Regions from separate parts of the Homo sapiens genome. Here region 2 is linked to region 1. Evidence: chromatin loops called from intact Hi-C (ENCODE). Cell type or tissue: Caco-2. All regions are shown on one strand. Links, peaks and the distances in the headings refer to the core of each region. The heading gives the core; the rest is flanking DNA.

Evidence for each region. Hi-C counts contacts between places; a loop is a spot of excess contacts. Peaks named below come from ENCODE experiments on the same cell type or tissue, not always from the same donor. Only the 100,000 strongest peaks of a DNase experiment are listed, where the experiment ranks them.
Region 2: it touches region 1 in a loop (17-fold over the local background); 8 of 110 quality-filtered maps call a loop at or near these places.

Annotation. Positions count from the first base shown.
Region 1 is chr19:53,833,130-53,848,301 of GRCh38, reverse strand. No RefSeq gene overlaps it. Among named protein-coding and RNA genes, the nearest start is that of NLRP12, 16 kb to the right of the region's middle. RefSeq lists enhancers at 7,208-7,975, 7,976-8,745, 11,052-11,821, 13,362-14,129, 14,900-15,172. In Caco-2, for the core only: a CTCF peak has its summit at 5,989 (motif pointing left); DNase peaks (open chromatin) are centred at 6,021 and 9,198.
Region 2 is chr19:54,085,516-54,100,687 of GRCh38, reverse strand. It overlaps OSCAR (osteoclast associated Ig-like receptor), which reads left to right. Exons shown (of 5, transcript NM_133169.6): 2 at 908-940; 3 at 3,524-3,826; 4 at 4,535-4,816; 5 at 5,331-6,020. The coding sequence ends at 5,467. Among named protein-coding and RNA genes, the nearest start is that of OSCAR, 7.7 kb to the left of the region's middle. In Caco-2, for the core only: a CTCF peak has its summit at 3,988; DNase peaks (open chromatin) are centred at 3,827 and 4,687; H3K4me3 peaks cover 838 bases.

The DNA of each region.
Region 1 (15,172 bases), core at 2,663-10,662:
AGACTGTCTCCGGAAAAAAAAAAAAAAAGAACAAAGTCCCCTTAGCCAGACATGGTGACTCATGCCTGTAATCCCAGCACTTTGGGAGGCCGAGGCAGTGGTTCACCTGAAGCCAGGAGTTCGAAACCAGCCTGGCCAACATGACAAGACCCTGTCTCTACAAAAAAAAGATACAAACATTAGCCGGGCATGATGGCATGTGCCTGTGGTCCCAGCTACTCGGGAGGTTGAGATGGGAGAATTGCTTGAACCCAGGGAAGTTAAGGCTGCAGTGAGCAGTGATCACATCACTGCCCTCCAGCCTGGGTGATAGAGACAGACCCTGTCTTAAAACAAAAACAAAAAAAGTCCCTGTCCTCATGGCATTCCTGCACTTTAAGGGAAGACCAATAATTACCCACAGGAACACACAGACATGTCACACTATGTCAGACAGTGACGTGTGTGATAAAGAAAAAAAGCTGGGCATGAGAGCAGGAGTAACCAATGCAATTCTAGGAGAGGTGACGAGAGAAAGCCTCTCCAGAGACAGTGCTTGATGTGGGGCCCGCATGCCTCCAAGGAGAGCATCTCTGGTGGAGGGAATAGCAGATCCGGATGCCTGGAGGTGGGAGTGTGTTTTGCCTGTTCTAAAAAGAGTAAAATGAACGCTGTGCTGGAGGAGAGTGAACGAGGGGAAGAGGAGTAAAACATGAGATCTGGCAGCCGGCAACGTTTGGAGAGAGGCATTTGGGAAACAGATCCCCAAGGACTGGGTTATGGAGCCCAGCTGGGCTCTCCATAAATACCGGGGAGACATAGGACACATGAGTTGACAGCTGTCACTCAGGTTGTCAACTGTGAGGTCCTCTACATCTGGCAAGCTCTGAACTCATAGGGTGTTTTTGAGAAATATAAGCGTGTATACAGTTGATCCTTGAACAACACGGGTCCGAACTGCGTGGGTCCACTTATCCAGGGATTTTCTTCCTCCTCTGCCACCCGGAGACAGCCTTCCTCTTCCTCTTCCTCCTCAGCCTACTCAACCTGAAGATGATGAAGATGAACACCTTTATGATGATCCACTTATACTTAATGAACAGTGAATATACTACTTTCTCCTTCTTATGATTTTCTTTCTTTTTTTTTTTTTTTTTTTTGAGATGGAGTGTCACTCTGTGGCCCAGGCTGGAGTGCAGTGGCGCAATCTCAGCTCACTGCAAACTCCACCTCCCAGGTTCAAGCGATTCTCCTGCCTCAGCCTCCTGAGTAGCTGGGATTACAGGCGCGTGCCACCAGGCCCAGCTAATTTTTGTATTTTTATTAGAAATGGGGTTTTACCATGTTGATAAGGGCTGGTCTCGAACTCCTGACCTCGTGATCCACCCACCTCGGCCTCCCAAAGTTCTGAGATTACAGGCGTGAGCCACTGTGCCCGGCCGCACACTGATTTTCTTGATAACATTTTCTTTTCTCTAGCTTCCTTTATTGTAAGAATATAGTATATTATACATAGAATATCAACTTTTTTTTTTTTTTAGGTAGGGTCTGGCTCTGTTGCCCAAGCTGAAGTGCAGTGGCACGATCTCGGCTCACTGCAACCTCCACCTCCTGCGATTTGGGGCCTCAGCCTCCCAAGTAGCTGGGATTACAGGTGAATGCCACCATGTCTGGCTAAATTTTTAGCAGAGGGTCTTACCATGTTTGCCAGGCTGGTCTTGAACGCCTGGCCTCAAGTGATCTGACTGCCTTGGCCTCCCAAAGTGCTGGGGTTATAGGTGTGAGCCACCACACCCGGCCTATTTTTTCTTTTTTCTATTTATTTATTTATTATTATTATTTTTTGAGACGGAGTCTCGCTCTGTCACCCAGGCTGGAGTGCAGTGGTGCAATCTCGGTTCACTGCAAGCTCCGCCTCCCGGGTTCACGCCATTCTCCTGCCTCAGCCTCCCGGTAGCTGGGACTACACGTGCCCGCCACCGCGCCCGGCTAATTTTTTTGTATTTTTAGTAGAGACGGGGTTTCACTGTGTTAGCCAGGATGGTCTCGATCTCCTGACCTCGTGATCTGCCCGCCTCGGCCTCCCAAAGTGATTACAGGATTACAGGCGTGAGCCACCGCGCCCGGCCTCTTTCTTTTTTTAATCTGATTTTCTCCTAGAGCCTTCGGATGAGACCTACCATTCTTTTATTTTATTTTATTTTATTTATTGTACTTGAATGTCAGTAGGGAAAGTATCTGAGTCACAGAGCACCAAAGTATGTTAGCAGCGGAGAATGCGTATGAGTCTGCAGCAACTTCCATTTTTGCCTCTTCAGAAGAAAGAATTCCACTGGGGGAATAAGGCAGGAGAGACCAAGGCAAGCTTTAGAGCATTAGTGAAAGTTTATTAAAAACTTCAGAACAGGAACTAGGCGGGCGCAGTGGCTCACGCCTGCAATCCCAGCACTTTGGGAGGCCGAGGCGGGCGGATCACAAGGTCAGGATTTCCAGACCCAGCCTGACCGATATGGTGAAACCCCATCTCTACTAAAAATACAAAAATTAGTTGGCCGTGCCGTGATGGTGGGTGCCTGTGGTCCCAGCTACTCGGGAGGCTGAGGCAGGAGAATCGCCAAACCTGGCAGGTGGAGGTTGCAGTGAGCCAAGATCGCGCCATTGCACTCCAGCCTGGGCAAAAGAGCAGGACTCCTTCTCCACAAAAAGAAGAAAGAGAGAAAGAAGGGAGGGAGGGAGGGAAGGAAGGTAGGAAGGAAGGAAGGAAGGAAAGGAGGGAGGGGCTGGGCACCGTGGCTCATGCCTATAATCCCAGCACTTTGGGAGGCCGAGGCGGGGCGGATCACCTGAGGTCAGGAGTTCGAGACCAGCCTGGCCAACATGGCGAAACCCCATCTCTACTAAAAATACAAAAATTAGCTGGGCGTGGTGGTGGGCGCCTGTAATCCCAGCTACTCAGGAGTCTGAGGCAGAAGAATCTCTTGAACCCGGGAGGTGGAGGTTGCAGTGAGCCGAGATCGCACCATTGCACTCCAGCCCAGGCGTCAGGGCAAGACTCCATCTCAAATAAAGAAGAAGAAAATGAAACTTTATATTGATAACCTGGATTTGCCTCATTCTTCAGTTTCTTAACTCCATGTGTATTTGGGGGCTGCTTTGCACATAGGGCCCTTTCACAGGAGGGGAAGGCTTGTTACACAGCAAAAGGTATTGGGCGCACTCCTGCGCAGGTTTCCTCTCCGCTCTGCTTCCCCTTTGTGGACCGAAACTGATGACAATACACACCTCGTGGGTTGTTGAGTGATTACGTAACTTAATGCATGTAAAGGGCTCAGATCATTGCCTGACACACAGTACGTGGTGCTCAGTAAATGTTGGTTGTTGTGGTTATATGCAATTATTCCAAAATCTGAAAAATCAGAAATCCGAAACGCTTCTGGCCCCAAGCATTTTGGATAAAGGATACTCAACTCTTATTTATATACTAAAATACTATTTACTTCATCCTTTCCTTAAAATACATATATTTCAGCCTGGGCAACATAGTAAGACCCCGTCTCTACAAAAAGATACAAAGATTAGTTGGGCATAGTGGTGTGCACCTGTAATTCCAGCCAGCTGGGGGGTTGAAGTGGGAGGATTGCTTGAACCTGGAAGGTTGAGGCTGCAGTGAACTGTGATCTTGCCACTGCCCTCCAGCCTGGACAACAGAGCAAGACCCTGTCTCAAAAACAAATAAATAAAAAACAAAAACCATATGTTTGCTTAAATTAAAAAAAAACACAAAAAACAAAACTTCGGCTGGGCACGGTGGCTCACACCTGTAATCCCAGCACTTTGGGAGGCCAAGGTGGGCAGATCACGAGGTCAGGAGATCGAGACCATCCTGAGTAACATGGTGAAACCCCGTCTCTTTTAACACACACACACACACACACACACACACACACACACACACACACACAAAAGCCAGGCGTGGTGGCGGGCACCTGTAGTCCCAGCTACTCGGGAGGCTGAGGCAAGAGAATGGTGTGAACCCAGGAGGCGGAGCTTGCAGTGACCCGAGATCATGCCACTGCACTCCAGCCTGGGTGACACAGCAAGACTCGGTCTCAAAAAAAACAAAACAAAACAAAACAAAAACCTTCAAGCAGCTATGACATAAGTGAGCACAGGTTTACTCATTAGTCTTTGTGTACGTATCAAAGAAAAACGTGAGCAAATATTTACATACCAAGTGTCCTGAAATTAGGATCAACTATATATTTATTCCATAACTTGTCATTGTAGAAGACATTATTTTTGTAGCATTTAGAGACTCATTTGAATAATTCAAATGATTATGAACTTGCAACCTGGAAACCATGACAGTTATGGACAGCTATGTTTTCTAGAATCTTTTTTTTTGTGTAAAATTCCCGATTAAACGGTGTAAATTATGTTTGCAAAAAGAAGGTGAATTTGCTGAACAAACGTATGATAATTAGCCATGGCTGTGACTTTGCCGATAGTTTTTGTTTTGTTTTGTTTTGTTTTGAGATGGAATCTCACTCTGTCACCCAGGCTGGAGTGCAGTGGCATGATCTGCAAGCTCACTGCAAGCTCTGCCTCCTAGGCTAATTTTTTGTATTTTTAGTGGAGACCGGGTTTCACTGTGTTAGCCAGGATGGTCTCGATCTCCTGACCTCGTGATCCGCCCATCTCAGCCTCCCAAAGTGCTGGGATTACAGGTATGAGCCACCACACCCGGCCTTTGCCGATAGAGTTTTAAGTATCTCAACCTGCACGGAAGACTGCATAGATTATTTTAGAATCTGGAACAAATAAAAAGTCATTCCTCTTTGCAAAGTTATTCTGTGCATAAAATAAATAAATGACTCTAACAGATTAAGTCTAGAACAGTGGTTCTCAACGGAGGGCAATTTTGCCTCTTGTTTTAAGATGTAGGGTCTTTTGGGGGGTGGGGTTGTATGTTTGTTTGTTTTTTGAGACAGGGTCTAGCTCTGTCACCCAGGCTGGAGTACAGTGGCGCAATCTTTGCTCACTGCAACCTCTACCTCCCGGGTTCAAGCGATTCTCCTGCCTTGGCCTCCTGTATAGCTGGGATTACAGGCGCCTGCCACCACACCCGGCGAATTTTTGTATTTTTAGTAGAGCCGGGGTTTCACTATGTTGGCCAGACTGGTCTCGAACTCCTGACGTCAGGTGATACTCCTGCCTCGGCCTCCCAGAGTGCTGGGATTACAGGCGTGAGCCACTGCGCCTGGCAAAACGTAAGCTTTATTATTCAGTTATTGTGAGGCCAACAGATCAGGAGACAGTTGCCATTGATAAGACAGTTTGTGGCTGGACACGGTGGCTTTTGCCTGTAATCCCAGCACTTTAGGAGGCAGAGGCAGGTGGATCACCTGAGGTCAGCGGTTCGAGACCAGCCTGGCCAACATGGTGAAACCGCGTCTCTACTAAAAATACAAAAATCAGCTGGGCGCGGTGGCAGGTGCCTATAATCCCAGCTACTCGGGAGGCTGAGGCAGGAGAATCGCTGGAACCCGGGAGGCAGACGTTGCGGTGAGCCCAGATTTCGCCACTACACTCCAGCCTGGGCGACAGAGCGAGACTTTGTCTCAAAAAGGTAAGTAAATTAAATAAATAATAGAAAACATCTCTGCTATTTTTGTCAGAGTTGAATCACCCAAGTAGAATTACTGTAAGAATATTCATGCGTGAGACCATATTAATTTCTAAAACTGCCGGTTGACCTTCTGAACTGGCTTTACCCTCTGCTGGTCATCACTGGCTTTAACAAAGAAGAGGTTTTTTTCCCCCTAAGGGAACAATGGCATTCCTTTAACTTGCATTTCTTACTGATTTGTTATCAGAACTTGGCACTTGGCTGCGTGTCAATTTATGGCATTGTTCACTGAGACTATTCCTATTAAGTTTTACTTCCTCAGTTGACTCCGTGGTGAGTCATTACAAAGTTTAAAGGGAACGCGATTAGGTTTACTTCCCCTCGAACAGCCTGTCTTCTGCTCGCCCACCTGTGTCTCAGCGCCCTCTACTGGTGCCTAAAATCCTATCATAATTTAGTCCACAGGAAATAAAACAAAATCCTCTGCAGTCCCAGGCCAGCCCTAGCCGGGCCCTCCGAAACAGAGGTCAGAGGTCAGTCTAGAAAACTCAGAAAGGGGCGCTTTTCATTGTTCCATATGAAAATCATTCCAATTTTGATTTTCACCATCCACGGAAGCCTCAATTTAAAAAAAAAAGTATCTTGCATGAATTGACTGCTGGGCAATCAGTCCTAAGATTGAAATTGTTTGTGATTTTCAGTTACCGGTTAATGACTAGACAATTAGGCAGAAAGAAATCACTTGCCCAGGCCGGGTGCGGTGGCTCACGCCTGTAATCCCAGCACTTTGGGAGGCCGAGGAGGGCGGATCAGCTGAGGTTGGGAGTTCAAGACCAACCTGGCCAACATGGTGAAACCCCGTCTCTACTAAAAATACAAAAAAATTAGCCAGGCATGGTGGCGGGCGCCTGTAATCCCAGCTACTCGGGAGGCTGAAGCAGGAGAATTGCTTGAACCCGGGAGGCAGAGGTTGCAGTGAGCTGAGATCATGCCACTGCACTCCAGTCTGGGCAACAGAGCAAGACTAGGTCTTAAAAACAAAAAGAGAGAGAAAATAAATCACATGCGCCAGGCAGAGCTGTGTAACCCAAGCCTCAATTTGCTCAGGTGTAAAAGATGCATTCCACCTTCCAAGAATGTTCATTAATTTTCTTAAGTACAGGCATATGTGGAGCCCAAGGTCGTTACAGCTAACTCTGGTCCCCTTAGTTTTATATACTTTGACCAGTAGGAGTGTTCCTAAAACTAGCTAGATAGGAGAGTTGTTTTATAGAAATTATATCTCTTCTTGGCAATAAAACTAGGGTACCTTCTATCTGAAGCCTGAATTGAAAACGTAATACCAATTTGGACCAAGCACAGTTGCTCACGCCTGTAATCTCAGCACTTTGGGAGGCCAAGGAGGGAGGATTGCTTGAGCCCGGGAGTTTGAGACCAGCCTGGGCAACATAGTGAAACCTCATCTCTACTAAAAATTAAAAAAAGAAATTAGCCAGATGTGCTGGTACGTGCCTGAAACCCCAGCTACTCAGGAGACTGAGGCAGGAGGATGGCTGGAGCCCAGGAGTTTTGAGGTTTCAGTGAGTCATGATTGCACCACTGTACTCCAGCCTGGGTGACAGAGTGAGATCATGTCTCAAAAAAAAAAAAAAAAACAACTAAGAATAAAAAAAATAAAAACGCAAAACATGGTACCATTTTAGTTTTTCTTTCTTGTTTTTTTTTTTTTTTTTTTTGAGATGTTGTCTTGCTCTGTCGTCCAGGCTGGAGTGCAATGGCACAATCTCGGCTCCCTGCAACCTCTGCCTCCCAGGTTAAAGGGATTCTCCTGCCTCATCCTCCCGAGTAGCTAGGATTGCAGGCATGCACCACCAAGCCCAGCTGATTTTTGTATTTTTAGTAGAGACGGGGTTTCACCATGTTGGCCAGGCTGGGCTCGAACTCCTGACCTCAGGTGATCTGCCCAACTCGGCCTCTCAAAGTGCTGGGATTAGAGGCTTGAGCCACCGCTCCCGGCCTGTTCTGGACTTTTTAAAAGCATTTTAATTAATTTAAAGTATTAATTTAGGCCAGGCACGGTGGTTTACGCCTGTAATCCCAGCACTTTGGAAGGCTGAGGCGGGCGGATCACCTGAGGTCAGGAGTTCGAGACCAGCCTGACCAGCATGGCAAAACCCCATCTCTACTAAAAATGCACAACAAATTAGCCAGGCATGGTGACGCACACCTGTAATCCCAGCTACTCAGAAGGCTGAGGCAGGAGAATCGCTAGATTCCGGGAGGCAGAGATTGCAGTGAGCCAACATCGCGCCACTGCACTCCAGCCTGGGCGACAGAACAAGACTCCATCTCAAAAAAAAATAAAAATAAAAAAAGAATTAATTTAAAAACAACAAGAACAAAAGAATGAAAAGTAATTCGTGAATAACCTTTTCATATTGATTGCATGAAATAATAATGTTTTGGATATAGTGGGTTAAATAAAATACATTAACTTTATTTGTATTGATTTATATAATTTTTTTTTTTTTTCAGACAGAGTCTCACTCTGTCGGTCAGGCTGGAGTGCAGTGGCACGATCTCGGCTCACTACAACCTCCGTCTCCTGGGCTTAAGTAATCCTCCTGCCTCAGCCTCCCGAGTAGCTGGGATTACAGGCACCCACCACCACGCCGGGCTAATTTTTGTATTTTTAATAGAGACAGGGTTTCACCATGTTGGCCAGGCTGGTCTCAAACTCCTGACCTCAGGTAATCTGCCCGTCTCGGCCTCCCAAAGTGCTGGAATTACAGGCGTGAGCCACCGCACCCGGCCTTAATTTTTTTTTTTTTTTAAACAGAGTTTTACTCTTGTTGCCCAGGCTCGAGTGCAATGGCGCGATCTCGGCTCACCACTCCCTCTGCCTCCCAGGTTGAAGTGATTCTCCTGCCTCAGCCTTCCTAGTAGCTGGGATTACAGGCATGCGCCACCACACCCAGCTAATTTTGTATTTTCAGTAGAGACGGGGTTTCTCCATGCTGGTCAGGCTGGTCTCAAACTCCTGACCTCAGGTAATCCGCCTACCTCGGCCTCCCAAAGTGCTGGGATTACAGGCGTGAGCATGAAGGGGTGGGTTGCCCCTCCACACCTGTGGGTGTTTCTCGTTAGGTGGAACAAGAGACTTGGAAAAGAAAAAGACACAGAGACAAAGTATAGAGAAAGAAATAAGGGGGCCCAGGGGACCAGCGTTCAGCATACGGAGGATCCCCCGGCCTCTGAGTTCCCTTAGTATTTATTGATCATTTTGGGGTGTTTCTCAGAGAGGGGGATGTGGCAGGGTCATAGGATAATAGTGGAGAGAAGGTCAGCAGATAAACACGTTAACAAAGGTCTCTGTATCACAGACAAGGTAAAGAATTAAGTGCTGTGCTTTAGATATGCATACACATAAACATCTCAATGCCTTACGGAGCAGTATTGCTGCCCGCATGTCCCACCTCCAGCCCTAAGGCGGTTTTCCCCTATCTCAGTAGATGGAACATACAATCAGGTTTTACACCGAGACATTCCATTGCCCAGGGACGGGCAGGAGACGGATGCCTTCCTCTTGTCTCAACAGCAAAGAGGCATGCCTTCCTCTTTTACTAATCCTCCTCAGCACAGACCCTTTACGGGTGTCGGGCTGGGAGACGGTCAGGTCTTTCCCTTCCCATGAGGCCATATTTCAGACTATCACATGGGGAGAAACCTTGGACAATACCTGGCTTTCCTAGGCAGAGGTCCCTGCGGCCTTCCGCAGTGTTTGTGTCCCTGGGTACTTGAGATTAGGGAGTGGTGATGACTCTTAAGGAGCATGCTGCCTTCAAGCGTCTGTTTAACAAAGCACATCCTGCACCGCCCTTAATCCATTTAACCCTGAGTGGACACAGCACATGTTTCAGAGAGCATGGGGTTGGGGGTAAGGGCATAGATTAACAGCATCTCAAGGCAGAAGAATTTGTCTTAGTACAGAACAAAATGGAGTCTCCTATGTCTACTTCGTTCTATACAGATACAGTAACAATCCGATCTCTCTTGCTTTTCCCCACAGAGCCACCATGCCTGGCCCTTATTTTTTATTTCAATAGAGTCTTAGGGAGCAAGTGGTGTTTGGTTACATTAATAAGTTATTTAGTGGTGTTTTCTGAGATTTTGGTGCATCCATCACCCGAGCAGGGCACGCTATGCCAAATGTGTACTCTTTTATCCATCACCCCTACTCCCACCTTTTCCCCAAGTCCCCAGAGTTCAATGTATCATTCTTATGCCTTTGCGACCTCATAGCTTAGCTCCCACTTATGAGTAACAACATGTGATGTTTGGTTTTCTATTCCTGAGTTACTTCACTGAAAATAATAGCCTCGGATTCCACCCAGGTTGCTGTGAATGCCATTATTTTGTTCCTCTTTATGGCTGAATAGTATTCCATGGCATATATATATATATATATACCACATTTTCTTTATCCACTCGTTGATTGATGGGCATTTGGGCTGGTTCCATATTTTTGCAATTACAAATTGTGGCAATGAACATGTGTGTGCAAGTATCTTTTCTGTATAATGACTTCTTTTCCGCTGGGTAGACACCCAGGAGTGGGATTGCTGCATCAAATGGTAGGTCTATTTTGATTTTATTTTATTTATTTACTTATTTGAGACAGAGTCTCACTGTGTCGCCCAGGCTGGAGTGCAGTGGCACGATCTTGGCTCACTGCAACCTCTGCCTTCTGGGTTCAAGTGATTCTCCTGCCTCAGCCTCCTGAGTAGCTGGGATTACAGGTGCCCGCCACCACACCCGGCTAATTTTTTTGTGTTTTTAGTAGAGACGGGGCTTCACCATATTGGCCAGGGTGGTCTTGAACTCCTGACCTTGTGATCCACCCGCCTCGGCCTCCCAAAGTGCTGGGGTTACAGGCATGAGCCATCGCACCTGGCCCTACTTTATTTTTGTAATTGTAATTTTATTTTATTTTTACACAGATGCCTGTATGTGACAGAGTAGGGGTGACGGCTGCGATTAGTGTGGCCCAAGTCCATTGTTTGCCCCTGTACCTCATGGCTGTGTGACCTTGGCCAAGTGAACAAGGGCAAATTTGCCCTTTCTGTTTTTGGGTGTTTTTTTGTTTTGTTTTTGTTTGTTTAGACACGGTCTCACTCTGTTGCCAAGGCTGAAGTGCAGTGGTGCGATCACAGCTCACTGCAACCTTGACTTACTGGGCTCAGGTGATGCTCCCACCTCAGCCTCACGAGTAGCTGGGACTGTGCCACCATGCTCAACTAATTTTGTATTTTTTGTAGAGATGGGGTTTCTCCATGTAGCCCATTTCATGCGCGTCCGTGTGAAGAGACCACCAAACAGGCTTTGTATGAGCAACATGGCTGTTTATTTCACATGGGTGCAGGCGGGCTGAGTCCGAAAAGAGAGTCAGCAAAGGGAGATAAGGGTGGGGCCGTTTTATAGGATTTGGGTAGGTAAAGGAAAATTACAGTCAAAGGGGGTTTGTTCTCTGGTGGGTAGGAGTGGGGGTCGCAAGGTGCTCAGTGGGGGAGCTTCTTGAGCCAGGATGAGCCAGGAAAAGGACTTTCACAAGGTAATGTCATCAGTTAAGGCAAGGACCGGCCATTTACACTTCTTTTGTGGTGGAATGTCATCAGTTAAGGTGGGGCAGGGCATATTCACTTCTTTTGTGATTCTTTAGTTACTTCAGGCCATCTGGGCGTATACGTGCAGGTCACAGGGGATGCGATGGTTTGGCTTGGGCTCAGAGGCCTGACATTCCTGCCTTCTTATATTAATAAGAAAAATAAAACAAAATAGTGTTGAAGTGTTGGGGCGGCGAACATTTTTGGGGGGTGGTATGGAGAGAGAACGGGCGATGTTTCTCAGGGCTGCTTCAAGCGGGATTAGGGGCGGCGTGGGAACCTAGAGTGGGAGAGATTAAGCTGAAGGGAGGTCTTGTGGTGAGGGGTGATATTGTGGGGATGTTAGAAGAAACGTTTGTCGTATAGAATGATTGATGATGGCCTGGATACGGTTTTGTATGAATTGAAAAACTAAATGGAATAACAGAAGGAGAAAAACAGGTATAAAAGGTCTAAGAATTGGGATGACTCAGGATATCTGATTAGAGAGTGCCTAAGGAGATTCAGCATAGTCCTGCCAGCAAAGATTATTTATTTACTTCAAGAGTTAAGAGTGGCAGTTTGGGGATAGCACCAAGAGATATCAGCTGTGATGGCTTGGAAAAACAGTGTAAACCGGCCGTGTAAACAAGAGCAGGGCATGTATGAGTAGTTGAGAATGGTGAATAGGAGTATGATTAGACAGAAGATAGTAGGGATGACAAGTATTTTTTGGGGCACAGTCTAAGTTGGTCTGGTGTCGAATGAGACTGGGGCCTAATAAAAAGGAGCGTCTATACAGGAGCTTAAATGGGCTGTACCCTGTAGCATTCCCAGGACAGGCCTGAATTCTGAGAAGGGAAAGTGGTAAAAGTATTGTCCAGTCCTTTTTAAGTTGGTGACTGAGCTTGGTGAGGTGTGTTTTTAAAAGACCTTTAGTCCATTCTAATATTCTTGAAGACGGAGGACCGTAGGGATATAAAGGTTTCACTGAATACTAAGAGCCTGAAAAACTGCTTGGCTGATTTGACTAATAAAGGCTCATCTGTTATCAGACTGTATAGAGGTGGGAAGGCTAAACTGAGGAATTATGTCTGACAGGAGGGAAGAAATGACTGCGGTGGTTTCTCAGACCCTGTAGGAAAGGCCTCTACCTATCCAGTGAAAGTATTTATCTAGACTAAGAGGTATTTTAGTTATCTGACTCAGGGCATGTTGAGTAAAGCTAATTTGCCAGTCCTGAGTGGGGCAAATCCTCGAGCTTGATGTGTAGGGAAGGGAGGGGGGCCTGAATAATCCCTGAGGAGTAGTAGAATAGCAGATGGAACACTGAGAAGTTATTTCCTTGAGGATAGATTTCCACGATGGAAAGGAAATGAGAGGTTCTAAGAGGCAGGCTAGTGGCTTGTACTATAGCATAACCTGCCTTTGCTGGTGTGTGGCGATTAGGCCTGGTGGAACCACCATCAATAAATCAAGCGTGATCAGGGTGAGGAACAGGAAAGAAGGAAATTTGGGGAAATGAGGTGAATGTCAGGTGGATCAGAGAGATACAGTCATGGGGGTCAGGTGTGGTACCTGGAATAATGTGGGAGGCTGGATTGAAGTCCGGGCCAGGAACAATGGTAATTGTGGGACTCAACAAAGAGTGAGTGCAGCTGAAGGAGCCGGGAAGCAGAAAGTATATGCGTCAGGTATGAGGAAGAAAATAGATTTTGGAAGTTATGAGAACTGTAGAGAGTGAGTTGAGCATAGTTTGTGATTTTGAGGGCCTCTAAAAGTATTAATGCAGCGGCAGCCCCTGCACGCAGACATGAGGGCTAGGCTAAAACAGTAAGGTCAAGTTGTTTGGACAGAAAGGCTACAGGGTGCAGTCCTGGCTCTTGTGTAAGAATTCTGACCACGCTAACCATGCCTAGGAAGGAAAGGAGTTGTTTTGTAGAAGGTGCTGGGGTTTGAGAGATCACTAGGACACGATTGGCAGGGAGAGCACGTGCGTTTTTATGAGAATTATGCCCAGATAGGTAACAGATGAGGATGAAATTTGGGCTTGACTGAAGTAATGGGGGCTGTCTGTGAAGCCTTGCGGCAGTACAGCCCAGGTAATTTGCTGAGCCTAATGGGTGTCAGGGTCAGTCCAAGTGAAAGCGAAGAGAGGCTGGGATGAAGGGTGCAAAGGAATAGTAAAGAAAGCATGTGTGAGATCCAGAACAGAATAATGGGTTGTAGAGGCAGGTACTGAGGATAGGAGAGTATATGGGTTTGGCACCACGCGGTGGATAGGCAAAACAATTTGGTTGATAAGGTGCAGATCCTGAACTAACTTGTAAGGCTTGTCTGGTTTTAGGACAGGTAAAATGGGGGAATTGTAAGGAGAGTTTATAGGCTTTAAAAGGCTATGCTGTAGCAGGCGAGTGATAACAGGCTTTAATCTTTTTAAAGCGTGCTGCGGAATGGGATATTGGCGTTGAGTGGGGTAAGGGTGATTAGGTTTTAATGAGATGGTAAGGGGTGCATGATCGGTCGCCAAGGAGGGAGTAGAGGTATCTTATACTCGTGGGTTAAGGTGGGGGGATACAAGAGGAGGACACAAAGGAGGCTTTGGATTGGGAAGAAGGGCGGCAATGAGATATAGCTGTAGTCCAGGAACAGTCAGGGAAGCAGATAATTTAGTTAAAGTGTCTCAGCCTAATAAGGGAACTGGGCAGGTGGGGATAACTGAAAACGAGTGCTTGAAAGAGTATTGTCTAATTGGCACCAGAATTGGGGGAGTTTTAAGAGGCTTAGAAGCCTGGCTGTCAATACCCACAACAGTTATGGAGGCAAGGGAAACAGACCCTTGAAAAGAAGGTAATGTGGAGTGGGTAGCCTCCGTACTGATTAAGAAGGGGACAGACTTACCCTCCACTGTGAGTTACCTAAAGCTCGGCATCCGTGATGGTCTACGGGGCTTCTGAGGCGATCAGGCAGCATCAGTCTTCAGCCGGTAAGCCGAGAAGGAGTCAGTCAGAGAGCCCTGGGCTAGAGTTCCAGGGGCTCTGGGAGTGGCTGCCAGGTGAGTTGAACAGTCCGATTTTCAGTGGGGTCCCACACAGATGGGACGCGGCTTAGGAGGAATCCCGGGCTGCGGGCGTTCCTTGGCCCAGTGGCCAGATTTCCAGCATGTGTAGCAAGTTCCTGGGGGAAGAAGGTTCTGGAGGAACGCCTGGCTGCTACAGTTCAGGCATTTGGAAGTTCTTGTGTGCTGGAGATGTGGCTGGGGTTTGTCTCACAGTGGAGGCAAGGAATTGCAACTTTTTTCTGTTATTACACACCTTGAAGGTGAGGTTAATTAAGTCCCGTTGTGGGGTTCGAGGGCCAGATTCCAGTTTTTGGAGTTTTATTTCATGTCGGGAGCAGATTGGGTAATAAAATGTATGTTGAGAATAAGACGGCCTTTTGACCTTTTAGGGTCTAGGGCGGTATAGCGTCTAAAGGTTGCTGCCAAACGAGCCATGACCTGGGCTGGGTTTTCATCTTTACCTTGGGTAGTTTCTTTAAGTTTGTCATAATGAACAGCTTTGTAAGCTGCTTTTTTAAGCCCTTCAACTAGGCAGGAAACCATGTAATCTCGCCTAGCTATACCTGGGGAATTTGCCTGGTAGTTCCACTGGGGATCCTCTCGGGGAACTGCTCTAATGCCTTCCTGGAGGTCTGGCTCATGAAGCCAGTGGTTAGCAGCATGAGATTGGGCTAGAGAACAAACTCTTTCCCGTTCATCTGGGGAGAGGGTAGAAGTCAGGATGACATTTAAGTCACTCCAGGTTGTTGTAGGACAGAGTTAGATATTGGAATTCCTGTATATGTTTAGTGGGGTCTGATGAGAAAGTGCCTAAACGTTGACTGATCTGAGAGAGGCGTGATAGAGAAAAAGGTACATGTA
Region 2 (15,172 bases), core at 150-8,149, 250 kb before region 1:
CCCAGACACCCTGCAGGGGGACCAGGCAGCAGGTTTGGGATTCTAGGTTCAAATAAAGAACAGGGCTGGGGCCCAGACCCCTGGGTCCTAAAGCAAGAGAACACAGATTCCCGAAAGAGGAAGGAGGTGGGGACAGGTATCTCTGGTTCTTGAGGCAGGAAGAGGTCAGGAGACAGGGAGGACTCCCAGATTCTTATATGGGAGGGGGATGGAAGCCAGGACTCCTGATTCCCTGGGAAAAGGGGGCTGGGAACAGGGCTCTTAGCTCCTGAGAGAAGAGGGAAATGGGGACCCAGATTCCTGAACTCGTGAGAGGAGAAACTCTACGATCATTGTTCCCTGGAAAGGTGGAGTTCAAGGGCCTGAACTCTTGGTTGCCCAGGCCAGAGGGGTCTGCGTTCAGACTTCTTCGGTAGGTGGGCAATGGATGTCCAAATTTCTGCCTACTGAGACAGGAGGAGGGAGGGATAAGATTCTCATTTCCCAGAGGAGATAGGAGCTGGGAACTCAGATTCCTGGGTTACCAATGAGATGGGGCTGGCCACAAAGGGTTTTGAAAAGAACTCGCTGTTGGGCGCAGCGGCTCATGCCTGTGGGAGCCGAGGCCCAGCACTTTGGGAGGCCGAGGCGGGTGGATCACCTGAGGACAGGAGTTCAAGACCAGCCTGACCAACATGGCGAAACCCCTCTCTACTAAAAATACAAAGATTAGCCTGGTGTGGTGGCGGGCACTTGTAGTCCCAGCTACTACGGAGGCTGAGGCAGGAGAATCACTTGAACCTGGGAGGCAGAGGTTGCAGTGAGCTGAGATCACACCACTACACTCCAGCCTGGGCGACAGAGTGAGACTCTGCCTCAGACAAAAAAAAAAAAAGGAAAAAGAAACTAGTCCCTCAACCTCCTACAGGGCCTCTGTGTCACACAGACATCACTCCGTCTGGTGAGTAGCCACCCCATCCACTCTCCTTTTGTTGCTGACACCCCTTTTCCAATTACTCAGATTTTATTTTGGTGCCCAATCCCATCCCAGATATCCTTATTTTCCTCCCTCCCTCCATTCCTTCCTTCTTTTCTCATTCCCCTTAGTGGCCATTATAGGTGAGTACTGAAGACCAGGAACTTCTGAGGCAGAGGCCTAAGCTAGGACCTCAGTTTCACCATCGTATTCATTTATATGTGACCATATGACCTAGAACAAGTCACAGCTTGCTAAGACTCCATTTCCTTCTCTGTAAAATGGGCCGCTGTGAGATCTCATCAAATCACATGTGCAAAACCCTGAGCCTGGCACAGTACAGGGCTTAAGAAATAGGATCTTGGGCTGGGCGCAATGGCCAACGTCTGTAATCCCAGCACTTTGGGAGGCAGAGGCGGGCGGATCACAAGGTCAGATCGAGATCATCCTGGCTAATGTGGTGAAACCCCGTCTCTACTAAAAAAAAAAAAAAAAAAAAAAAATTAGCCGGGTGTGGTGGGACGCACCTGTAATCCCAGCTACTCAGGAGGCTGAGGCAAGAGAATCGCTTGAACCCAGGAGGCAGAGGTTGCAGTAAGCTGAGATCGCGCCACTGCACTCCAGCCTGGGTGACAGTGCAAGACTCCACTTCAAAAACAAACAAACAAACAAAAAAAACTCTTTTGGAGATATTTCAGTGTCGCTATAGCTATCTCTACCTATTTATTTTATTTATTTATTTATTTATTTTGAGACCAGTTTCTCTCTGTCGCCCAGGCCGGAGTGCAGTGGTGCAATCTCGGCTCACTGCAACCACCTCCTGGGTTCAAGGGATTCTCCTGCCTCAGCCTCCTGAGTAGCTGGGACTACAGGCACACACCACAATGCCCGGATAATTTTTGTATTTTTAGTAGAGACAGGGTTTCCCCATGTTGGTCAGGCTGGTCTGGAACTCCTGACCTCAGGTGATCCCTCTGCCTCAGCCTCCCAAAGTGTTGGGATTACAAACATGAGCCCCCTCACCCGACCCTTATTTTTATTCATTTTTAGAGATGGGGTCTCATTGTGTCACCCGGGCTGGAGTACGGTGGCTCTATCATAGCTCACTGCAGCTTTGAATTCCTGGGCTCAGACAATCCTCCAGCCTCAGCCTCCCAAAGTGCATGCCACCATGGAGTTCTCACTCTGTTGCCCAGGCTGGAGTGCAGTGGCATGATCTCAGCTAACTGCAGCCTCCGACTCTAGGGTTCAAGTAATTCTCCTACTCAGCATCCCAAACAGCTGGAACTACAAGCTAGCACTACCACGCCTGGCTAATTTTTCTGTTTTTAGTAGAGATGGGATTTTACCATGTTGGTCAGGCTGGTCTTGAACTCCTGACCTCAGGTGATGCACCCACCTTGGCCTCCCAAAGTGCTGGGATTACAGCTGTGAGCCACCGGACCCAACAGCCTTCCTGTACTCTTAATTTGTGTGATTTGTGAATAAGTGATATCTGCCAGTACTATCATTTGTCCTCTAGTTTTGTCTTTTAGCATACACAACTTAAGAAATTTGAAGTGGTCAAATTAATTAATCTTCCATACAACTTTTTATTTTATATTTTAAGAAGCCTTCCTTACCCCAAGACAAATATATTTTCCTATAGTTTTTTGAATACTTTTATAGTTTAAAAAAAAAGAAACACAGGGTCTTTAATTAATCTGGAAGTTGTTTTGGGAAATGGTATGAGGTAGGGATCCAACATTTTTCTTTTCCAAATAGCAAGTTTTGGCAACTCTTGAAATACTATATTGCAAATATTCTGGAAAGCTATTTAAAATTAGAGTTCTGGCTGGGCGTGGTGGCTCACACCTGTAATCCCAGCACTTTGGGAGGCCGAGGTGGGAGGATTGCTTGAGCCCAAGAGTTCAAGAGTAGCCTGGGCAATATAGCGAATGCTCGTCTCTACTAAAAATTAAAAAAAAAAAAATTAGCCTGGTGTAGTGGCATGTGCCTGTGGTCCCAGGTACTCAGGAGGCTGAGGTGGAGGACTGTTTGAGCCCAAGAGATTGAGGCTGCAGTGAGTTGAGAACATGCCACTGCACTCCTGCCTGAGCAACAGAGCAAGACCCTGCCTCAAAAAAAAAAAAAAAAAAAAAAAAAAAAGTCTGGGTGTGGTGGCACAAGCTTGTAAACTTAGCACTTTGGGAGGCCGAGGTGGGAGGATTGCTTGAGGCCAGTAGTTTAAGACCAACCTGCTCAACATAGGGAGACCGCCCCCTCCCATCTCATTACTTAAAAATAATAATAATAATAAAATTACAGAGTTCTGGGACCTGACCTTTTGAAACTGTGTTTACAAACTGTGGAGTAAAGCTCAGAAGTTTCTGTCCTGCCCCTCTGATTTGCACCTGGTTTTAACAAGGCTTGATTGTAGTCCAGTCTCTCCCTGATTTTACAAACAGGAAACTGAGGCTAAGAAAGGGGCAGTAATTGTCCAAGGTGATTTTCCTCCTTCCCCAACTTCCCTTTCATCTTCTGGGGCTCCCAGGAGGCCCGAGGACCCAGGCAGCCCCGTTTATTCAGTCCCCCCAGCTTCATACCACCCTAAGCCATGGCTGGGAGCTCAGCCGGCTACAGTTGTGACCCCTGGGGTCAACGTGACCTTGAGATGCCGGGCACCCCAACCCGCTTGGAGATTTGGACTTTTCAAGCCTGGAGAGATCGCTCCCCTTCTCTTCCGGGATGTGTCCTCCGAGCTGGCAGAATTCTTTCTGGAGGAGGTGACTCCAGCCCAAGGGGGAAGTTACCGCTGCTGCTACCGAAGGCCAGACTGGGGGCCGGGTGTCTGGTCCCAGCCCAGCGATGTCCTGGAGCTGCTGGTGACAGGTGAGGTCCTGGGGTCGGGGAGGAGAAGTGGGTGGAACAAGGGAGTTGGGGGAGGGACAGAGAGATATAGGGAAAGAGAGACAGAGCGAGGCGGGCAAACAGATTCACAGACACAAGAAAAGACAGATACAGAGACACTAGGGGGAGAGAGAGAGACAGGGGAGCAGAGAGAGAGAGAGGTACAGTGCGGGGGGAGAGAGAGAGAAAGAGGCAGAAGGAGAAAGGGAGGCAGAGAGAGAGGGAGGCAGAGAGAGAGGGAGGCAGAGAGAGAGGGAGGCAGAGAGAGAGGCAGGCAGAGAGAGAGGGAGGCAGAGAGAGAGGGAGGCAGAGAGAGAGGGAGGCAGAGAGAGAGGGAGGCAGAGAGAGAGGGAGGCAGAGAGAGGGAGGCAGAGAGAGAGGCAGGCAGAGAGAGAGGCAGGCAGAGAGAGAGGGAGGCAGAGAGAGAGGGAGGCAGAGAGAGAGGGAGGCAGAGAGAGAGGGAGGCAGAGAGAGAGGGAGGCAGAGAGAGAGGGAGGCAGAGAGAGGGAGGCAGAGAGAGAGGGAGGCAGAGAGAGAGGCAGACAGAGAGAGAGACAGGCAGAGAGAAAGAGAGGCAGAAAGAGAGAGAGAGGCACAGAGAAAGCGAGAGACAGAGGAGAAGGAGAAACAGAGCGAGCGAGCGAGCGGAAGACGCTCACGCGGCCCCGGACTCTCACCCCGTCTCTGCAGAGGAGCTGCCGCGGCCGTCGCTGGTGGCGCTGCCCGGGCCGGTGGTGGGTCCTGGCGCCAACGTGAGCCTGCGCTGCGCGGGCCGCCTGCGGAACATGAGCTTCGTGCTGTACCGCGAGGGCGTGGCGGCCCCGCTGCAGTACCGCCACTCCGCGCAGCCCTGGGCCGACTTCACGCTGCTGGGCGCCCGCGCCCCCGGCACCTACAGCTGCTACTATCACACGCCCTCCGCGCCCTACGTGCTGTCGCAGCGCAGCGAGGTGCTGGTCATCAGCTGGGAAGGTGAGGGCCCTGAGGCCCGGCCCGCCTCCTCCGCCCCAGGAATGCAGGCCCCAGGACCTCCGCCCTCAGACCCAGGAGCCCAGGCCCCCAGCCTCTCCTCCTTCAGACCCAGGGGTCTAGTCCTGCAGCCCCTCCTCCCTCAGACCCAGGATTCCTGGGACCCAGCCCCTCCTCCCTCAGATCCAGGAGTCTAGTCCTCCAGCTCCTCCTCCCTCAGACCCAGGATTCCCGGGCCCCAGTACCTCCTCCCTCAGACCCAGGACTCCAGGCCCCCAGCCCCTCCTTCCTGGACCCAGGACTCCAGGCCCCCAGCCCCTCCTTCCTGATCCAGCAGTCCAGGCCCCAGCCCCTTCTTCCTGGACCCAGGAGTTGAAGCCTCCATCGACTCCCCCTCAACTTTGAGACTGTAGAGTCAGGTCCCTAAGTCCACCCCAGGGGCTGGAAACCTGGAGTTCAGGGCCCAGACTTTGGGGTCCGGGAGCTGATGGCCCCTCTCTCCCGGCTCCGCCCGCAGACTCTGGCTCCTCCGACTACACCCGGGGGAACCTAGTCCGCCTGGGGCTGGCCGGGCTGGTCCTCATCTCCCTGGGCGCGCTGGTCACTTTTGACTGGCGCAGTCAGAACCGCGCTCCTGCTGGTATCCGCCCCTGAGCCCCAGGAGCACTGCAGCCCGAGACTTCCAACCTGAGTGGCGGAGAAGCTGGGACCCTGGGCTGGACTGTCCTTTCCTGCAGCCCCACAGTCCTGCTGGCTGAGCTCCGCGGAACGGTCCTTAGACCCCGCTGTGCCCTGTGCTGTAGCTTCTTTCCAGGCCTTTCCCAAGGAGTAGCTGAAAGGAAGACGCGATTAGTGGTTAAGACTTCCAAGCCAGAAGACAGAGGGTTCGAATCCCAGCACTGCCGTCTACTCACTGTAGTAGTAGCAGCTACAGAAAGGTAGTAGTGAGACGTGAAGCCAGCTGGACTTCCTGGGTTGAATGGGGACCTGGAGAACTTTTCTGTCTTACAAGAGGATTGTAAAATGGACCAATCAGCACTCTGTAAGATGGACCAATCAGCGCTCTGTAAAATGGACCAATCAGCAGGACACGGGCGGGGACAATAAGGGAATAAAAGCTGGCGAGCGCGGCACCCCACCAGAGTCTGCTTCCACGTTGTGGGAGCTTTGTTCTCTTGCTCTACACAATAAATCTTGCTGCTGCTAACTCTTTAGGTCCGTGCCATCTTTAAGCGCTGTAACACTCACCACGAAGGTCCCTGGCTCCATTCTTAAAGTCAGCGAGACCACAAACCCACAGGAAGGAACCAACTCTGGACACGGTAGCAGCATTCAGAAAGCGCCCTTCCCCAACTCTCTCTTGCCTTGACGGTAAAATGGATGCACTGATAAAACCCACTTCATAGGATTGTTGTAGGAGTCAGTGGGTAATACACATAAAACATTTAAAGCAGTAACTGGCCCGTAGTAAGTGTTCAATAAATGTTAGCTACCCTGTAACACCGATTTCTACCAGACTCAGTGCCGAAAGGAAGGTCTCACCTTTTTGCCATCAAGCATAATCAAGCACGACTTTTTCTTTCTTTCTTTCTTTCTTTTTTTTGAGAGAAGATCTCACTCCACCCAGGCTGGAGTGCAGTGGCGTGATCTCGGTTCACTGCAACATCCGCCTCCCGGGTTCAAGTGATTCTCGTGCCTCAGTCTCCTGAGTAGCTGGGATTACAGGTGTGCGCCATCACGCCCAGCTAATTTTTGTATTTTTAGTAGAGATGGAGTTTTGCCAAATTGGCCAGGGTGGTCTCGAACTCCTGACCTCAAGTGATCCACCTGCCTCGGCCTCCCGAATAGCTGGGATTACAGGTGCGTACCACCATGTCCGGCTAATGTTTGTATTTTTAGTAGAGACGGGGTTTCACCATGTTGACCAGACTGGTCTTGAACTCCTGACCTCAAGTGATCCGCCCGCCTCAAGAACTGAATTTTGAAGTCTAATTAGCCACCTGGGGGCGCTAACGTGTTGAAAAGACGGGAGGAGAGACTGAGCGGGTCTTCCGGGGTTTGATCTCAGTGCCAGAGGGGCCTTGGTAGAACATATGTGGGACAACCTCCCCGGCATATGTGGCTGTGGGAAATAATAACAATTTTAAAAAAGGAATAAGCCGGGGGTGCTGGCTCACACCTGTGATCCTAGCACTTTGGGAGGCTGAGGCAGGTGGATCACGAAGTCAGAAGTTCGAGACCAGCCTGGACAACATGGTAAAACCCCGTCTCTACTAAAAATACAAAAATTAGCCGGGCATGGTGGCGGGCGCCTGTAATCCCAGCTACTCGGGAGGCTGAGGCAGGAGAATTGCTTGAACCCAGGAGGCGGAGGTTGTAGTGAGCCGAGATTGCATCACTGCACACTCCAGCCTGGGTGACAGAGCAAAACTCCGTCTCAAAAAAAAAAAAAAAAAAAAAAGAATAAAGAAGAGACGCAGGTTATAAGGAAGGCACCAGACCTGGATGAGGCTGTGATGTCATCAAATCCAGTCTTCCCACTTTATAAATGGGAAAATGGTGGAAAGAGAGGTGATATTAAGTTTACCTAAACATGTACAGGAAGTCAGTGGCACATCAGGGAGTCTTTTTTTTTCCTTTTTCCCTCTTTTTTTATTTTATTTTATTTTATTTTATTTTTTTTGAGGTGGACTTTCGCTCTTGTTGCCCAGGCTGGAGTGCAATGGCGCCATCTCGGCTCACCACAACCTCCGCCTCCCAGGTTCAAGTGATTCTCCTGCCTCAGCCTCCCGAGTAGCTGGGATTACAGGTGTGAGCCACCACACCTGGCTAATTTTGTATTTTGAGTAGAAACAGGGTTTCTCTGTGTAGGTCAGGCTGGCCTCGAACTCCCAAACTCAGGTGATCCGCCCGCCTCAGCCTCCCAAAGTGCTGGGATTACAGGCATGAGCCACCGTGCCCGGCCCTCTTTTTTTTAAAATGTATTTCCACCCAAAGCAGAGAAAAAGAAGTCTTGGCCGAGTTTGTACTTCAACTTAACTCCATGTATTCATCCATTCAATCACTCCTTCATTCACCATTCACTCATTCATGTCTAGCATTGATTCTCATCCTTATTCATTTCTATTGAGCATCTCTTTTTCCTTTGCTTTCATTTGTACATTTGTCTATTTCATTTGTCCTTATCCATCATGCATTCATTCATATTTCCATCCATTTACCCATCCATTTCTTCATTAACCAGTTTTTAATCCACTGAACTATTTATTCATTCAATATCCATCTATCTACCTGTGCATTTATCTATCCAATAAGCTTGAGATTTTTTTTCTTTTTGAGATGGAGTCTTGCTCTGTTTCCCAGGTTGGAGTGCAGTGTTGTGATCTCAGCTCACTACAATCTCCACCTCCCGGGTTCAAACGATTCTCCTGCCTCAGCCTCCCAAGTAGCTGGGATTACAGGCACCTGCCACCATGCCCGGCTAATTTTGTGTTTTTAGTAGAGATGGGGTTTCACCATGTTGGCCAGGCTGTTCTCGAACGCTTGACCTAAAGTGATCCATCTGCCCACCTTGGTCTCCCTTTAAAGTGCTGGGATTACAAGCGTGAGCCACTGCACCCAGCTGAGATTTCTTCATAGCAGTTTACCAGTGACCAGTGTTCAATGAATGCTTATTGAGTGAGTTGTAGTCACAATGCTTATTTCATTTTCTACCACTGAACATCTTTTCATACTGGTCATTTTGCTGGGTGATCCACATAGGTTATTTCTGATCTTTATCAACAGCCCCCAAGTCACACAGAAGTGCTTAACTTGGGACTTGTCTGTGTGGTTAGACTGCTGGGTCTTTTCCCCCTGTTCCTGCCTCTTAAAGCAATGACAACACTGCCATCACCACGCCTGGCCAATTTATTATTACTATTATTATTATTATTTTTTTTTGAGATGGAGTCTCGCTCTGTTGCCAGGCTGTAGTGCAATGACGCGATCTCGGCTCACTGCAACCTCCGCCTCCTGGGTTCAAGCGATTCTCCTGCCTCGGCCTCCCGAGTAGCTGGGATTACAGGCGTGTGCCACCACCACGCCCAGCTAACTTTTGTATTTTTAGTAGAGATGGGGTTTCACCATGTTGGCCAGGATGGTCTCGATCTATTGACCTCGTGATCCACCCGCCTCGGCCTCCCAAAGTGCTGGAATTACAGGCGTGAGCCACCGCGCCCGGCTAATTGTTTACTTTTTATAGCTATGGGGTCTCACCATGTTGTCCAGGCTGGTCTTGAATGCCTGGCCTCAAGCCATCCTCCTTCCTTGGCCTCCCAAAGTGCTGGGATTCCAGGAGTGAGTCACTGCGCCAGGCCTAGGGCTTCCACTGATTTCCCCTAGTCTCATTCATCCTCGTATCACTCATGTATTCAATGTCTACCGTGCATGGCATTGTGCTAGAGTCCGGCGGTCCAGTGGGGAGCAATAGCAGACGTAAACCCTGCACTCATGGAACTCACAAAGTATTAACCAAATCACTGCATAGTGTATTGGTTACAGAGCACTTTAAGCTGTTGTAAAAAAGAATCTCCCGGCCAGGTGCAGTGGCGCACACCTGTAATCCTAGCACTTTGGGAGGCCAAGGCAGGTGGATCACCTGAGGTCAGGAGTTCGAGAGCAGCCTGATTAACATGGTGAAACCCTGTCTCTACTAAATACAAAAAATTAGCCTGGTGTGGTGGTGCATGCCTGTAATCCCAGCTACTCGGGAGGCTGAGGCAGGAGAATCACTTGAACCCGGGAGGCGGAGGTTTCACTGAGCCGAGGTCGTGCCATTGCACTCCAGCCTGGGCAACAAGAGCCAAGCTCCATCTCATAAAAAAGAGAGAGAGAGAGAAAAAAAGAATCTCCTTCACCACCGGAAAAAAACTAGATATAAATGTACCTCTCTCTCACTTAACAGTAAATCACTGGGCAATCTCAACGATTTACTTGTTAAGGTGGGATGGTTTTGCTTTTATCAACATGTAGCTTTAATTTCTGGTTCTGAGCCCCAAGAAAGTGGAGAGGACAGAGAGAAAAGGGCTCACACAATTATTATTATTTTTTTTTTCCGAGTTGGAGTCTTGCTCTGTCGCCCAGGCTGGAGTGCAGTGGCGCGATCTCGGCTCACTGCAAGCTCCGCCTCCCGGGTTCACGCCATTCTCCTGCCTCAGCCTCCCGAGTAGCTGGGACTACAGGCGTCCACCACCACACCCGGCTAATTTTTTTTGTATTTTTAGTAGAGACGGGGTTTCACCGTGTTATCCAGGATGGTCTCGATTTCCTGACCTCGTGATCCGCCTGCCTCAGCCTCCCAAAGTACTGGAATTACAGGCGTGAGCCACTGCGCCCGGCCCACACAATTATTTTTTAAGAGCAGGACCTAGAATTTGAGCATATATCTTCCTATCGCATCCCATTGGCTAGAACTTAGTCTCATGGCCAGGTCTAGCCGCAAAAGTGACTGATGGAAATATGGTCTCTAGCCTGTGCCCTTCTAAAAATGAGGGTGGGAGGGGGTGGGATAGGTGCAGTGGCTCACTCGTAATCCCAGCATTTTGGGAAGCTGAGGCAGGAGGATGGCTTGAGGCCAAGAGTTTGAGACTCCCTTCTCTATTCAAAAAAAAAAAAAATACAGTAGGCCAGGTGCGGTGGTTCACGCCTGTAATCCCAGCACTTTGGGAGGCCAAGGCAGGCAGATCACCTGAGGTCAGGAGTTGGAGACCACCCTGGCCAATATAGTGAAACCCCGACTCTACTAAAAATACAAAGCTGTAATCCCAGCTACTCGGGAGGCTGAGGCAGGAGAATCACTTGAACCCTGGAGGCAGAGGTTGCAGTGAGCTGATACACGCCATTGCACTCCAGCCTGGGCCACAGAGCGAGACTCCGTCCCAAAAAAAAGAAAAACAACGAATAAAACAAAAAAACAAAAAACAAACAAAAAAAAGTTTAATGATTTTTCTTCTCTCTAGGAGAAAATATGGAAGTAAAACAGGACCCATCTGAAGATCGTGTGTCCTCTGCTGATTTTAAATAGCCATGGAAAGTTAATGCCACCGCAAGGGGCAGCCCCGCCCTGGCACTCTGGAAACCTGGTACTTATCCACGCAATCAGAGGCTTGAACCACAGCTAAGCTGAGTCTCGGCGGGACCTCTTCTGATCCTCCGGGCACACAAGAGGATTGGGGGCTGGGGAGGAGCTGCTTCAAGGACACCTCCGTTTTACCTCCCGTGATACCGTGATATAGTAAGAAATATGTACTTGGTCTTCAGCTTTGGTTCCAAAGACACCCTTCTCACCCCATCACTCTGGAATTTCCAAAAACCCTTGGTGAGAAGGGTGTCTTTTGTTGTTTATAAGGAGCCTCTTTTCTCTTTCTCTCTTTCTTGCTTCCTTCCTTCCTTGCCTCCCTCCCTCCCTCCTTCCTTTTCTCTTTTCTTTTTTCTTCTTTCTTTCTTTTTCTTTCTTTCTTTTTCTTTTCTTTCTTTCTTTCTTTCTCTCTTTTCTTCTTTCTTTCTCTCTTCCCTTTCTCTCCCTTTCCTTTCCTTTCTCTCCCTTCCCCTCCCCTCCCCTCTCCTCTCCTCTCTTTTCCTTTCTTTTCCTTCCTTTCCTTCTTTCCTCTAATCCCAGCACTTTGGGAGGCCAAGGCGGGCGGATCACTTGAGGTCAGGAGTTTCAGACCAGCCTGGCCAACATGGTGAAACCCCGTCTCTACTAAAAATACAAAAATTAGTCGGGCATGGTGGCAGGCACCTGTAATTCCAGCTACTCTGGAGGCTGAGGCAGGAGAATCCCTTGAACTAGGATGCAGAGGTTGCGGTGAACCGAGATCTCACCACTGCACTCCAGCCCGGGCTACAGAGCGAGACTCCGTCTCAAGGAAATATAAAAGAAAATAAAATAAATGTCTCCCAAAGAGACAAGTCAGATTAGCCTAAACCCAGGAATAACTACAGGCAGTTTGAGGGCCAAAGGCAAGGTAGGGGCTGGCCAGATCCGATCTCCTTCACTGCCATCCTTTGCTCACTCTCGTAATTTTTGCAAAGGAGGTTTCAATTGCATGGTTGTCAGCGAACATCCTATTCATCCATTTCTTGCTTTCTACCAGTAAAATTGAACTTTATAGGCCTGCTTTGTGCTTTTAAGGCTAACTAGCAAAATTCCAGAGTTTAGCCTTAAAAAATATTTATAATTGGCCGGGCACAGTGGCTTACACCTGTAATCCCAGCACTTTGGGAGGCTGAGGCGGGCGGATCACAAGGTCAGGAGATCGAGACCATCTTGGCTAACATGGTGAAACTCCATCTCTACTAAACACACACACACACAAAAAAAAAAGTAGCCGGGTGTAGTGGCACACGCCTGTAGTCCCAGCACTTTGGAAGGCTGAGGTGGGCGGATCATGAGGTCAGGAGATCAAGACCATCCTGGCTAACATGGTGAAACCCCGTCTCTACTAAAAATACAAAAAAAAAAAAAAAAAAAGTAGCTGGGCATAGTGGCACATGCCTGTAGTCCCAGCTACTTGGGAGGCTGAGGCAGGAGAATCACTTGAACCCGGGAGGCAGAGGTTGCAGTGAGCTGAGATTGTGCCATTGTACTCCATCCTGGGTGACAGAGTGAGACTCCATCTAAAAAAAAAATTCTTTATAATTGATCAAAAGAAGTTTAAGAAATGGATTAAGAAGATCTCTTCTTTGCAGCTGTAGGGGAGGAGAGGGAGCTAGAGAGAGAGAGGGCATTGAGAGAGGAGAAAAAGATATTCTGTGCCATAAAACTAATTCAAGAATGTAGTTTAGGCGAGGCATGGTGGTTCACACCTGTAATCCCAGAACTTTGGGAGGTCGAGGCAGGCGGATCACTTGGGCCCAGAAGTTCGAGACCAGCCCTGGCCAACATGGCAAAACACTGTCTCTACTAAAAGTACAAAAATTAGCCCAGCGTGGTGGCACAACCCTGTAATTCCTTGTACTTGGGAGGGCTGGGGCAAGAGAATCACTTGAACCCGAGAGGCAGAGGTTGCAGTGAGTCGAGATCACACCACTGCACTCCAACCTGGGTGACACAGTGAGACCCTGTCTTAAAAAAAAAAAAACAAAAAAAAAAACAGAGTGGGGTGGGGGGCTGGGGGAGGGATAGCATTAGGAGAAATACCTAATGTAAATGATAACTTGATGGGTGGAGCAAACCAACATGGCACATGTATCAAACCTGTACATTATGCACATGTACCCTAGAACTTAAAGTAAAAAAACAAAACAAAACAAACAAACAAAAAAACGGAATGTGGATTGATAAGTTAATAAACTGAGAATATTAAAAAGGCTCTAAATGTGTTTTATAGTCTTATGTAGTATGGAGATCTATGGATATTTATTACAGCAGCCAGTGTTCCATTCTGTGGTTCCATAAATCTGTGCTTTGAAGTGTAATTTGCACAAAATAATCTTGTAGGAGTCCAAAGACATTAGAAATTATTGCCAGTATTGCAATCATTATTTTGAAGGAGAAACCTTGGTGCCATTTGGTGGTCTTACTTAATATTTTGTTGCCCTGGTAACAATCTTATGATTGACATCTGAATTTCCAAGCAGAATAAATGCTTGTAAAAACAATTCTGTTAAATCAGAAGCTATGCATTGGTGTCTGTGTCTTAGTCTGTATTCTGTTGCTTAGAACAGAACACTTGAAACCAGATAACTTATAAAGAAAAGGAATTTATTTCCTGTAGTTAATGGAGGTTGGAAAGTCCAAGGTGGAGGGGCTGCATCTGGTGAGGACCTTCTTGCTGTTGGGGACTCTCTGGAGGGTTCCGAGGTGGCACAGGGCATCACAGGGCAAAAGAGCTGAGCGTGCTACTTAAGTCTCTCTTCCTCTTCTGATAAAGCCACCAGTCTCACTCCCAGGGTAACCCATTAATCCATTAACTCACTAATCCATTAATCATTAATCCATGAATGGATTAGTTCATTCATGAGAAAAGAGTCCTCATGACCCAATCACCTCTTAAATGCCCGACCTATCAATACGGCCACATTAGGGATTCAGTTTCACCATAAGTTTATTTATTATTTATTTATGTATTTTTTGAGACAATGTCTTGCTATGTCACCCAGGCTGGACAGCAGTGGCATGATCTCAGCTCATTATAACCTCCACCTCCCAGGTTCAAGTGATTCTCCTGCCTCAGCCTCCTGAGTAGCTGGTATTACAGGCACGTGCCACCATGCCCGGGTAATTTTTGTATTTTTAGTAGAGACAGGGTTTCATCATGTTGGCCAGCTAGTCTCAAACTCCTGACCTCATGTGATCTGCCCACCTTGGCTTCCTAAAGTGCTGAGATTACAGGTGTGAGCCACCACACTCAGCTTATTTACCTATTTATTTTTTGAGACAGGGTCTCACTGTGTTGCACAGGCTGGAGTGCAGTGGTGCAATCACGGTTCACTGCATCCTCAGCTTTCTGGGCTCAGGTGATCCTCCCACTTCAGCCTCCTGAGTAGCTGGGATCACAGGCATGTGCCACCTCACCTGGCTAATTTTTAAATTATTTGTAGAGACAGGGTCTCCCTATGTTGCCCAGGCTGGTTCAACATGAGTTTTCAAGGGAACAAATATTCAAACCTTAGCAGCAGGTTAAATGATCTTTCTCCCACATTTATGATCGGAAAAAAAAAATTAAAGCCTGAGACTCTGCTAGACTTCTTACTTTAACAAGAGTCTGAGAGTCTTGTTTCATTTCCATTACAGCATCTATTAATAGTTCTGACTGAGAGAAGAGCTATCCTTTACTTTGACGATTATGAAGAATAGGGGAAAAGACATTAAAAAGACACAATTACACCATTGATGATTTTGTCACAGCTGAGATAAGTGCTGTTAAAGAACTTGCAGGGAAGTCTTTGCTAAAGAAAAGATTCTGAAGCTGGTTTCTGAGGGAAGAGTCAAAGTTAGCCAAGCAAAAATGGGGGAAAAACTCCAGATACAGGAGTTTTCAGGATGTTTCAGGGTCTGAGATGGGAAGGAGGTTATGTGTTCCAACCCAGTGGTTCTCAAACTTGACTGCACATTAGAATTTCCCAGGAACATTTAAAACACAGAATGAGACACCCAGGCCTCATCCTATACCCATTATAAAAATTAAAATCTCGACTGGGCACGGTGGCTCACACCTGTAATCCCAGCACTTTGGGAGGCCAAGGTGGGCAGATCACCTGAGGTCAAGAGTTCAAGACCAGCCTGACCAACATGGAGAAATCCCATCTCTACTAAAAAATACAAAATTAACTGGGTGTGGTGGCACTTGCCTGTAATCCGAGCTACTTGGGAGG